Linked DNA regions of Homo sapiens: all the other regions are linked to region 1. Evidence: read pairs that join two places in POLR2A ChIA-PET (ENCODE). Cell type or tissue: MCF 10A. All regions are shown on one strand.

What was found. ChIA-PET counts read pairs that join two places held together with the same protein. Peaks named below come from ENCODE experiments on the same cell type or tissue, not always from the same donor. Only the 100,000 strongest peaks of a DNase experiment are listed, where the experiment ranks them.
Region 2: POLR2A ChIA-PET joins it to region 1 with 7 read pairs; 3 of 35 experiments call an interaction of 5 or more read pairs at or near these places.
Region 3: POLR2A ChIA-PET joins it to region 1 with 6 read pairs; 2 of 35 experiments call an interaction of 5 or more read pairs at or near these places.

Annotation. Positions count from the first base shown.
Region 1 is chr6:134,587,336-134,591,335 of GRCh38, forward strand. No RefSeq gene overlaps it. Among named protein-coding and RNA genes, the nearest start is that of LINC03002, 49 kb to the left of the region's middle. In MCF 10A, no CTCF peak of the experiment used is centred here; DNase peaks (open chromatin) are centred at 2,416 and 3,266.
Region 2 is chr6:134,494,387-134,498,386 of GRCh38, forward strand. The region is part of intron 2 of LINC01010 (long intergenic non-protein coding RNA 1010); the gene reads left to right. Among named protein-coding and RNA genes, the nearest start is that of CT69, 17 kb to the left of the region's middle. In MCF 10A, no CTCF peak of the experiment used is centred here; a DNase peak (open chromatin) is centred at 1,665.
Region 3 is chr6:134,907,158-134,911,157 of GRCh38, forward strand. No RefSeq gene overlaps it. Among named protein-coding and RNA genes, the nearest start is that of ALDH8A1, 41 kb to the right of the region's middle. In MCF 10A, no CTCF peak of the experiment used is centred here; DNase peaks (open chromatin) are centred at 1,204 and 2,024.

The sequences.
Region 1 (4,000 bases):
TCTGGGTTTGTGTTCATGACCCCCTGCCATTTTAAACCACTTTGGTTGAAAAGTCTAGCGGGATGTGGTGGCTCAGGCCAGGTGCAGTGGCTCAAGCCTGTAATCCCAGCACTTTGGGATACTGAGGTGGGCAGATCACCTGAGGTCAGGAGTTCAAGGCCAGCCTGGCCAACATGGTGAAACCCTGTCTCTACTAAAAATACAAAAATTAGCTGGACATGGTGGTACATGCCTATAATCCCAGCTACTCAGGAGGCTGAGACAGGAGAATTGCTTAAGCCTGGAAGGTAGAGGTTGTAGTGAGGAGAGCATGCCACTGCACTCCAGCCTGGGTGACAGAGTGAGACTCTGTCTCAAAAAAAAAAACAAAAGAAAGAAAGAAAAAAAGAGTCTAAGAAGCAATTAAAAAAAATTCAAGTGCCATTTGTATAAAGTTTCACAAGACTTTTTATGTTGTTTTCCTCAGAAATATTTATAATTTTTAGCACTTTTGTAATTTGAGGGAACGACTAGAATTAAATGGTGAAAATAGAAAAGGAGCTTCTGATGTGAGTGCCATAAGCAATGTATTTTACAAAGTGTGTGAAGAGAAATGAAAAACAAACTTCTTTATTTGAGAGAAAGAAAGGAAGGAAAGAAAGAAAGAGAAAGGAAGAAAGGAAGGAAGGAAAGAAAGAAAGAAAAGAAAAGGAGGGAGGGAGGAAGGAAGGGAGGGAGGGATGGGGAGGGAGAGAGAGAGAGAGGGAAGGGAGGGAGGAAGGAAGGAAGGAAGGAACGAAGGAAACAGAAAATAATTTACTCTTCCCATATTTAGCTTAGTCATCTCTTAGGGACCACCGTGTTCTCTGAACCATCTCTGTGGGCACAACATTATCTCAGGCACTGTGGGCAGCTTCCAGGGAAAAGAGGAGACATGCTTTTAACCCATTAGCAGCTTCCAAGAAAATGATGCAGATGAAATGAACATAATCTATAATGCCTGGAAACACAAACAAACACATATGTATATAGCAGCTGAGGATTGCTTTGTTTTGGTAATATGATTACATATGTGTAAGAAAGAAATTATAGGGTCTAGGTCTATTCATTTGGTGCTTCAGTCCCCCATAGATGTAACACACACCAATTCAAATAGGTAGGCTTATGCATGCCCCCTGTATATAAAGCGTCTGTCTATCTTCACGTAATAAAGCAAATATAGACAAAGGCATTCTCTAAACCAAAGGAGTTTGGGCTGTTTGGAGATCCTGTTATTAGGTCACAGGAATAATTCAGGTTAAATTTTCACAGTCCCTCTATAAGTGAACCATTGAATACATAAAGCATTGAACACACAAGGGCTGTTGGCTTTGATGGTTGGCAAAGTCCACACACCCAGCTCTACCTTTCTTTGCACCACCCTACCCTGCTACATTTTCAAATCCACAGGCAATGTTGAGTGAAAGCTTACTCAACACTGCAGGCACCCCAGGAGTTATCCTGGTGAAATACATAAATGTTCTGTCCTTTCAGATACAGCAAGACTCTTTCAGATTTTAGTGGCTAAAATATAAAGTTTGTAGCCAGTCTTGGGGAAACCTCAACTTCAAACATGAGACAAAATTCAATTCAAGAATCTAGCTTTGCCAAGTTTCTCACTCTATCTGTTTGACATCTTGGTCTTGTCCTTCATCAGGCTTTACTTAAAAAGTAAAACTGAATAAAAATTGATTTCACAATCAACAAAACTTAGCCACTCTCCTGATGTGTTACTTAGCTTAAAAACAATTCTAATTCAGTTCTATAATATAATTATATAACTTAATTAGGTAATTCTACTTTTCAGGCAAAAGTATAACCTAATAAAATCTTCTCAAATTTTATACTCAACAAATCCATGAAGCACAAAAAGGGCCAAACATTTTCTATTACAAAAAAAAGAATAGTTTTTTAAGAATCCATTGAAGACTCCACAATTATACTTTTACATAAATTGACTAAAAATTTTTCCCCAAATCAGAAAGTCGAAATCCAAGAAACTATCAACAAATATACTTTAAAAGGAACAAATAAGTTACTATGCAAAAGAAGCAGAGACTATGTTCAAGAGAAGCATAAATATTCAAATATTTATTTTTTCAGATTTTGTTGGTCTGAATAGCTACTGAGTTTTATACTAATGTCTTTAAATCTGTTACTATGCATAACATTCTACTTGTGGCATGTTTTAAGACACTCTTTGGTCATGTTTTTGCACATTTATAAAATAACAAATTCAGTGTTATTACTCAACAAACTCATAACATAACTGATCTTGTAAAAACGTCATCACTGATGGGAAAGATCCATGCCTACGTTATGACTAAGGGAAGCAGCCCAGTAGCCTCCGGGAGCAAGCAGCTATATGCATCATCGGGTGCATTTGCAAGGTTGGAATTCAGAGCTTTTGCAACAGGCTTCATCCAGGAGGCAGGAAAATAGCATGGGTGTGACTTGGGAAAAGAGCTCCAAGTTAACTGTGGGAAGCCATGGGAAGCCGTGGGAAGGCCACTTGGTTCCCATCTTCTCCCTCTTTCCTGCACTATATCTAAACAAACCTTTTGACAACCGGTAAACTGGGAATTTTGACTGTAGGATCCACAGTTCTAAGATATTTAAAATCTTCCCCTTTTGCAAGGGAAATTATTCAGCTCTGAAAAATTTAGTAGGCTGTTTGGGGGCTGGGTTCCTAGGGAACTTAACTGTTTTAAATAATGCTCTTTGACCTCTAAGGAACAGAGACCCACTTTACTTCAGGGCAGGGCTTGGGTGTTACCTGAAAATATCCACACAGACCAGAATGGATCAGAAGGTCATAAGGCCCTAGATGTTCCCCAGTTTTAGGCCCTGGTCTCTCTCCTTTGATCTCTTTCATGTCCCCTGTCTCATGACCTCTCTGACTCAGTATCTCTCGGTGACATCACTTTCTTCTTCTTTTTTTTTTTTAACCTTTTATTTTAGGTGCAGGTTTGTTACGTAGACAAACTGTGTGTCTCGGGGGTTTGGTGTACAGATTATTTCGTCACCCAGGTAATAAGCTTAGTACCCGGCAGGTAGTTTTTGATCCTCGCCTTCCTCCCACCCTCCACCCTCAAGTAGGCCCCGGTGTTTGTTGTTCCCTTCTTTGTGAAAGACATTCTTTTCTGACCAGCTTTTTCTCTCTTTTCTATGCCACGTCATAACTTCATCTTGCACGTGGCTTTGGCTTACGTGAGCCTGTGGCAATTTGACAGCTCCAATAAAATTACTTCCTGGCAATTCATTCCTTGTTGTTGAGTCCAAATTGCCAAAGGAAAGACTCTGGTTGGCCCAGCTCATCTTTGTGTGCCAGCTCCTGAGTATGTGATGGCAAACCTATGTGCTGGCTGTCTTGAGGTCAGGCTTCTGAAATCTCTGTGCGTGTGTGGGGTGCAGCTCATGAGTTTACAGAGCAAAGACTACAGATGGAGCACACTCCCCAGAAAGGCCTGTGGCCGGGCCGAAAGTGGCCAGTATCTCTAGGAAACTTTATTTTTAATATGCTCTTGGCTCTTTATTAAAATATTCAGCTTTTCATTCAACACATTTTTATCAAGCAATCTCAATGAGTCAGATACAGGGGAGACATCAAAATTTGAGGGGCAGGCTGGGCACGATGGCTCATGCCTGTAATCCCAACAGTTTAGGAGGCTGAAGCAGGCTGATCACTTGAGGTCAGGAGTTCGAGACCAGACTGACCAACATGGTGAAACCCCGTCTCTACTAAAAATACAAAAATTAGCTGGGCATGGTGGCAGGCACCTGTAACCCCAGCTGCTCAGAGACGGAGGTAGGAAAATCGCTTGAACCCAGGAGGCAGAGGTTGCAGTGAGCCGAGACCACGCCACTGCACTCCAGCCTGGGCAGTCAGCCTAAGCAAGACTCCATCTCAAAAACAAACAAACAAACAAACAAACAAACAAACCAAAAAACAAATCGAGGGGCAAATGTGGCTTCTTAGAAC
Region 2 (4,000 bases), 93 kb before region 1:
GTGCCTGTATCAAAACATCTCATGTACCCCATAAATATATACATCTACTAGGTACCCCCAGAATTTTTTTAAATAAAAAAGGAAAAAAAAAAGAATACTACCCAGCCACAAAAAAATGAAGAACTACTCATACATACATATGGATGAATCTCACAGACTAATGCTGTATGAAGGTGAACACATGATTTCATTTACTGTATATGAAGTTTAAGAAAAGGCACCGTTAATATATTGTTATATAAATCAGAACAGTTGTTGTCTATGAAGGAACTCACCGGAAAAGGGTGCAAGGAAACTTTTTTGAAGCCATTGAACTATTCTGTCATGACAAGGCTGTTGGTTACATTGGTATATACATTTGTCAAAACTCATCAAACTGTACACTTAAGATATGTGTATAAATCTTTCTCTAGGAAATATTATAAAGTGAAGTATTACAGGAAGAAAAGAAGCAAAAAGACATAGGGAATGGTGGAGACATTATTACTATTGTGAATTTGATTTTCCCCACCAGTTTGGAGCTTTTTTTTCTTTTCTTTTCTTTTTTTTTTTTTCCAGAGACAAGGGTCTTGCCATGGTGCCCAGTCTAGTCTCGAACTCCCGGGCTCAAGTAATCTTCCTGCCTCAGCCTCCAATCCTCAGCCTGCTGGGATTACAGGCATGAGCCACCACGTCCAGCCCATTTTGGAGCTTAAATCTGCCTTTTTTTTTTTTTTTTTTTTTTTTTTGAGACAGGGTCTCACTCTGTCACCAAGGCAGGAATGCAATGACACAATCTTGGCTACTGCAACCTCCTCCTCCCGGGTTCAAGTGATTATCCTGCCTCAGCCTCCCAAGTGGGTGGGATTATAGGCATCCACCACCATGCCCAGCTAATTTTTATATTTTTAGTAGAGACAGGGTTTCACCATGTTGGCCAGGCTAGCCTAGGACTCCTGACCTCAAGTGATCTGCCTGCCTCAGCCTTCCAAAGGGCTGGGATTACAGGCATGAGCCACAGTGCCCAGCCTTCTTTTTTCTTACTCCTCATCTTCTGTGCCAGAAGGTTTTTGTTTTCTTAATCAGTAACTCTCTATTTGAAATTACTAGTCTAAAGCTCTTTGATTTTGTTGCTTTGAATTGGTTGATTTCATCAGGTTTAGATAATATTAAACTTTAAACTTTAAGGGGCTGAAGTTAATATTTATTAGACTCTTAATTATTAAACTCTTGTTATATTCTTAATATGTTCTAGAAAAATATTATAGACACTGTATATACAATATTTTATTTACCCTCACAGAAAACCTATGGAGTTCATGTTATTTATAGAAAAGTCAGCTCAGGTGGAGAGAAGTTACATAACTTGCACAGAGGCAGACAGTTAATTAGTGTTAAAGTTTGATTAGAACCCAGTTCTCCCGGATTTTTTTCATTTGACCCAATTCAGGTAAAACTACAGAGAAACAACTTTCTCACTGCCACTACTGCCCACTCCAAACTTCAGGTTCATGTTGCCCCTTCATTTCTTTCGGTTACCATGTTATTAGTTCGTTAATTCTTTAAATCATTTCGCAAGGATTTACTGTACTGAGCACCTCTTCTGTGCCAGGAATGTGTTAGGTGCCTGCCGGGAAGGATTTCAAAATTGAGGGTGGAGACAGGAAAATAGACAACATCTGGTTGGCAGCATGTTAAGAGGTCAGTGTAAGATGGGTGTAGCCTCCGAGAGATCCTTAAAACATACTGGGGGTACTAAAAACAGATACTTAAAACAGGCTGGGGCAGGCAAGACTTCCTGAAAGGGATGAGGCCTGCACCAAGCCAGCTAGGTGAATAGGTGAAACAGCAGTGGAGGGCCGGGCGCGGTGGCTCACGCCTGTAATCCCAGCACTTTGGGAGGCCGAGGCGGGCGGATCACGAGGTCAGGAGATCGAGGCCATCCCGGCTAAAACGGTGAAACCCCGTCTCTACTAAAAATACAAAAAATTAGCCGGGCGTAGTGGCGGGCGCCTGTAGTCCCAGCTACTTGGGAGGCTGAGGCAGGAGAATGGCGTGAACCCGGGAGGCGGAGCTTGCAGTGAGCCGAGATCCCGCCACTGCACTCCAGCCTGGGCGACAGAGCGAGACTCCGTCTCAAAAAAAAAAAAAAAAAAAAAGAAACAGCAGTGGAGGATGACCCAGCAAAGGGAGCTGCCGTGCATAGCCATGACATCACAAGACAATGTGCTCTTTTCTGGAACTGCACTTTTTTGTTTGTTTGTTTGTTTTTTGAGATGGAGTCTTGCTCTGTTGCCAGGCTGGAGTGCAGTGGCACGATCTCAGGTCACTGCAACCTTCTCCTTCCTGGTTCAAGCAATTCCCCTGCCTCAGCCTCCTGAGTAGCCGGAAATACAGGTGTGCACCACCATGCCCAGCTGTTTTTTTTTTATTTTATTAAAGACAGGGTTTCACCATATTGGCCAGGATGGTCTCAATCTCCTAACCTGGTGATCGGCTGGCCTCGGCCTCCCAAAGTGCTGGGATTACATGCGTGAGCTACTGCGCCCAGCCTGACGTGCCTATCATTTTATCCGAAAAGTGGATGGAGTTCCAGTGGCAAAGGAATGAACAGTGGAGACAAGAGAGTTAAATAGGGTTTGACTCATTAAAGTCTCCGTATGCTGGGTTTCAATTTTATTCTGAGGCAAGGGCAGGGCATCCGAGGAGTTTAAGCTCCTTAAACACAGGGAATTGAATGTGCTTGTGTTTTGGGAAGATCACCCTAGCAGGATTAGAAAGGAAGAATCAAGCCGCTGTCGCTATAATACTGTCAAAACCTAATGAGTGTCTAACATAAGACAGCCACCATGAAGAAGGGTGAACCTGCCTTCTAATTAGTCAGGAAGAGATTTCTTTCTCTTTCCTCTCTTTGTTGGTGTAAAGAGAAGAAAGGTGTAAAGTACAGATGGGTTTCAGGCTTGCACCTGAGAAGCTGGTGGTGATGCCTACTGAGACGAGAATGCTAGGGGATCAGGTCTACTTAATGTTCCTTCCTAATCACAGACAAAACCTAAAGTGTGTGGACCCCAACCACTCCTACAACCATATGCTGCAGCTATTCAAGGTGAGTTCTCAGGAGCAATTGTGTTGTTCTTCAACCTGAATATACTATATTTTTGTCTGATTGTTTGATCACATCATTATTCCCCTATTAATAACCTCTAATATGCATCTGCAGAAATGAGACCACTGGCTAGATGAAATTTATTGATTCTCTAAGAAAAATTATCTTCATTGGCCGGGCACGGTGGCTCATGCCTGTAATCCCAGCACTTTGGGAGGCCAAGGCAGATGGATCACGAGGTCAGCAGTTTGAGACCAGACTGACCAACTTGGTGAAACCCCGTCTCTACTAAAAATACAAAAAAAATTAGCTGGGCGTGGTGGCGGGCATCTGTAATCCCAGCAACTTGGGAGGCTGAGGCAGGAGAATCACTTGAAACTGGAAGGCGGAGGTTGCAGTGAGCTGAGATTGCGCCACTGCACTCTAGCCTGGGCAATAAGAGCAAAACTCCGTCTCAAAAAAAAAAAAAAAAAGAAAAGAAAAAGAAAAAAAGAAAAATGATCATCATTGGCTAAATGAAGTAACTTAGTTAAACTTTTTTTCTTCTAAGAGCAGGAACACATGCATATACAAAAATCCTTGCCCCTTTTTCTTTCCTTTATTTTTCTTCCCCCTTTCTTCTTTCCTTCCTTCCTTCCACCTTCCTTTCTTCCTTCCTCTTTCTTCTTCTCTCCTTCTTCCTTCTCTCTTGTTAATTTGGAAGAAAATTTTCTCCAAACTTGAACTGACTCCAATGACTGGCTCTAGCACAAATATCACGAACTCTGAAATCTGAAGTTAGATGAACATGTGATACTGAGGTTGACATTTCCGAGAGGTTTTCCATCAAATGTCCCTGACTTACCATCTCCTGCTCTTCACATGACACATGGTTTAACTTCTGCAGGACGGATTACATTCTATCCCCAGCTGGTA
Region 3 (4,000 bases), 320 kb after region 1:
TATTTAAAGTCAAGCTATACACAAAGTACAGAAAGCCAACTTAAAATTACAGAACAGAGTGCAGAAGTTACTAGCCTAGATAATGAAATTAATCAGCGGGCCAGTTGAGAGGGGAAAGGATGGAGGCCTGGGATGGTGGTCACCATCTACTTTCCTCATCTTACAGAACAGGGAGAAGGTAGATAATGTCAAAACTCGATAAATCAACAGATTAAAATTTATACATATTAAAGTTATCCATGCAACCATTAAATATCTTAATATATGTTTATAAATATATATTTTATATTTATATATATTTTTATATATAAATATATATTTTATATTTATATATATTTTTATATATAAATATATATTTTATATTTATATATATTTTTATATATAAATATATATTTTATATTTATATATATTTTTATATATAAATATATATTTTATATTTATATATATTTTTATATATAAATATATATTTTATATTTATATATATTTTTATATATAAATATATATTTTATATTTATATATATTTTTATATATAAATATATATTTTATATTTATATATATTTTTATATATAAATATATATTTTATATTTATATATATTTTTATATATAAATATATATTTTATATTTATATATATTTTTATATCTAAATATATATTTTATATTTATATATATTTTTATATCTAAATATATATTTTATATTTATATATATTTTTATATATATATATATTTTATATTTATATATATTTATATATATATATATTTTATATTTATATATATTTTTATATATAAATATATATTTTATATTTATATATATTTTTATATATAAATATATATTTTATATTTATATATATTTTTATATATAAATATATATTTTATATATATTTTTTTATATATAAATATATATTTTATATATATTTTTTTATATATAAATATATATTTTATATTTATATATATTTTATATATAAAAATATATATATTTTTATATAATATAAAATATTTTTTATTATAATAATAATAAACACCTTCCCCAGAGACAACCTGGAAAGCCTGCTCCAGGTGAGGTCAAAGGAGGACAATGTCCTCTCGTGCCCGAAGTGCTGCCGGCTGTTCAGCAGGAAGACCTGGAGAGGCAGACCCCCTGGGAACCAACTTCCCACTGCGCTACTCTTTCCCTTCTGCCTGGCACAGGGAGTGCCGGGGGCTGGTCTAGGATGATTCACCTGCCTTCAGGCCATCCATGTTAGATATTCCCATAAGCCACTGAGCTCAGACTTTTGAAAGACAATTTCAGCCAGGCGCGGTGGCTCACACCTATGATCCCAGCACTTTGGGAGGCCGAGGCGGGCAGATCACCTGAGGTCAGGAGTTCGAGACCAGCCTGGCCAAAGTGGTGAAACCTTGTCTCTACTAAAAATACAAAAATTAGCCAGGCGCGGTGGTGCATGCCTGTAATCCCACCTACGTGAGAGGCTGAGGCAGGAGAATTGCTTGAACCTGGGAGGTGGTGGTTGCAGTGAGTTGAGATGGCACCATTGCACTCCAGCCTGGGTGACAAGAGCAAAACTCCGTCTTGAAAAAAACAAAGGAAGGAAGGAAAGAAAAGAAAAGAAAGTTTCAAAGCCCTTGGTCCTTGCTTCAGATCTGCTTATCTTCTGGGAATTTCCAGCGTCCTTTGCTTGGGGGTGCCTGCAGCTGACTATGACTCCATTAATATAGGGTGGATTCACCCCTGAGATGTCCCAGGGCCAAGCCTCTCACTTCAGGCTTTGTTCATGAGGGTTTCAGTTTGTAGTGTGGGGAAGATATTTTGTTCCTGGGTATCTACAGCAAGCCTTCTGAAATGTGTGTAACAGTCCAGAACAGTCACTGTCAGTCTCTGCTGCCAAGCTTGTCGGTGCCTCGTGTCAGCGCTGACTCACCCAAAGGCCGGTGCAAATCATCATCATCACGACTCTGAGGCTTCTGCCAAACAAATCATAGGCTGCTTGCTCTTCGGGGAAGAATCGTAATTCTGATTGCAGCTGGCCATTCATCAGGTGCTGGGAATCTGCCTAATCTTGTCTGTTGGCCTAGGATATGCCAGCTCCACGCATCTGATGATGACTTTCCCATCCCACACCTCGTCGCAGCCCTCCTCCACATTCCTCAGTCCAGTCTTACCCTTGGAGCGATCAGAACATTCCAACCTCATCTCATAATGGCAGTTCATTCCAGTGTGACTCAACAATTTCCAACAAAGCCTTGAAAAATACTCCCGGAATATTAGGGATTCATGGAGTCACTGAATCATAACAAGGTTAATTGCCAGGGTTGTTGAAATCACCCTGTGTAGCTCTCTCCCCACTGCCAGATGGACAACTGAGGCATGGAGAAGCTTATTGGCTTGCCAAGGATCTTACAGCAAACAACTCCTAAACAGAACTAGAATGCAGAATATACAGAACCTATAGAAATATACAAGCATCAAAGAAGTAGAGGTATTCTGAGGATAATGACAACTAATTGCAAATTCTGATTAAGTATTTTGGAGCTCCTGCCTACATATAATAAGCAGCTGGCCTCTATGTGTTCTTAATTACAGCTGTTGGAATTGGAGTTATATGTGAAACAAGTACTCTATTTTAATATTTCAAGCTCAGACATAGTGAATGGCGGGAGAGGGTGGAAACCCCTTCCCTGGGGGACTGAAGGTAGAGTGGGGCCATCTGGGGTGGTTGGGCTGCTGTGTGGGGAGCAGCCTCTGACTCTGTGCAATTTATGTGACAGCCCCAGAGCTTCGGGCTCTGTGACTACACGTGCCAATTGCCTGCAGGAGCAGGTCCCTGCACAGAGCATAAAATGCTCTCCTGAAGCATCTTTTTAAAGTGCCCACATACCAGGTCCCAAGGACTGCCGCTGGGAAGTAAGCAGCAGGCGCTCATGAATTTCTAATAGAGGAAAAATGATTTTCATGCAACATCCTTGAGAAATCAAAGCATGTGAGAATCATCAAGATAGGTAAAAATTTGAATATCAGCATATTTATCTCTTCAGGGGATTTTTGAACAATTTCTCTGATGTTTCAAGTTCAGCAAAATACATACTTCTGAGGTCCTCTTTGCATTGATTTTAGGTATCTTAGGGGAAATGTATTCTCCCACTAATAATCTACCAGAAAGCAGCTCTGAGCGTTTCTTTCTAGTAACTCCTGGGGTCCTGAGACTTGGGACTTGGACTCAGCGGTCTGCATTCAGGTCGAGTTCAGTCATTGGGATGGAAGTGATACAGTCCCCCTTGGGAGCGATACCAAAGTGCTTACCGAGCACTTGCTTCAAGCTGAGATGACTGAACTCTCCTCCCCTCTCCTGCCCCTTCCTCTGATATCCTAAATAAAGGGAGAGAGTTCACAGCTCCTGGACAGTATTCGCAGAACATGTACTGCACCCTTTCCTCAGGATGTATTTAGTGAATCCTAATCTTGAGAAAGACTGACTCCCTGAACTTTAAGGTTAGAAATAATTAGACAAGAAAATCCCTTCTCTGGATTTCTTGTAACTGTCAAAAATGATGAGTAGTGGAAAAATGGCTTCAGGTCATACTTCTCGCTCTCCCTGAACCTTTGCACTGTATTGTGTATAAAAAGAATATAATGTCCCTGTGTCATGATAGGGTGAATGTTGCTATTTCTGCCTTTTGACTGTTCATTATCATTTGCTATCATAAGCCAAGGGCCTGATAGATAGCTGCAGAAACCTAAATAAATGCAATAATTACTCAGGACTGTTCAACCCACTCATCCTCTCATTCACCTCTCCTGTACTACAGAAAATACCTCCTTTTGTCTTGGCAAACACAATTTGGAAAAATGGTTTAAGCCCTGGCAGCAATAGATAGCTAATTATATTCTATTTTGATTGCCTTAGAGGTTAGCCAGCCAGAAAGCAACATTTCATTTCCATGTTCTGAAGAATTTTAAGGCATCCCAGTTCCATTTTTTCTTTTTCTTTTCTTTATTATTTATGTA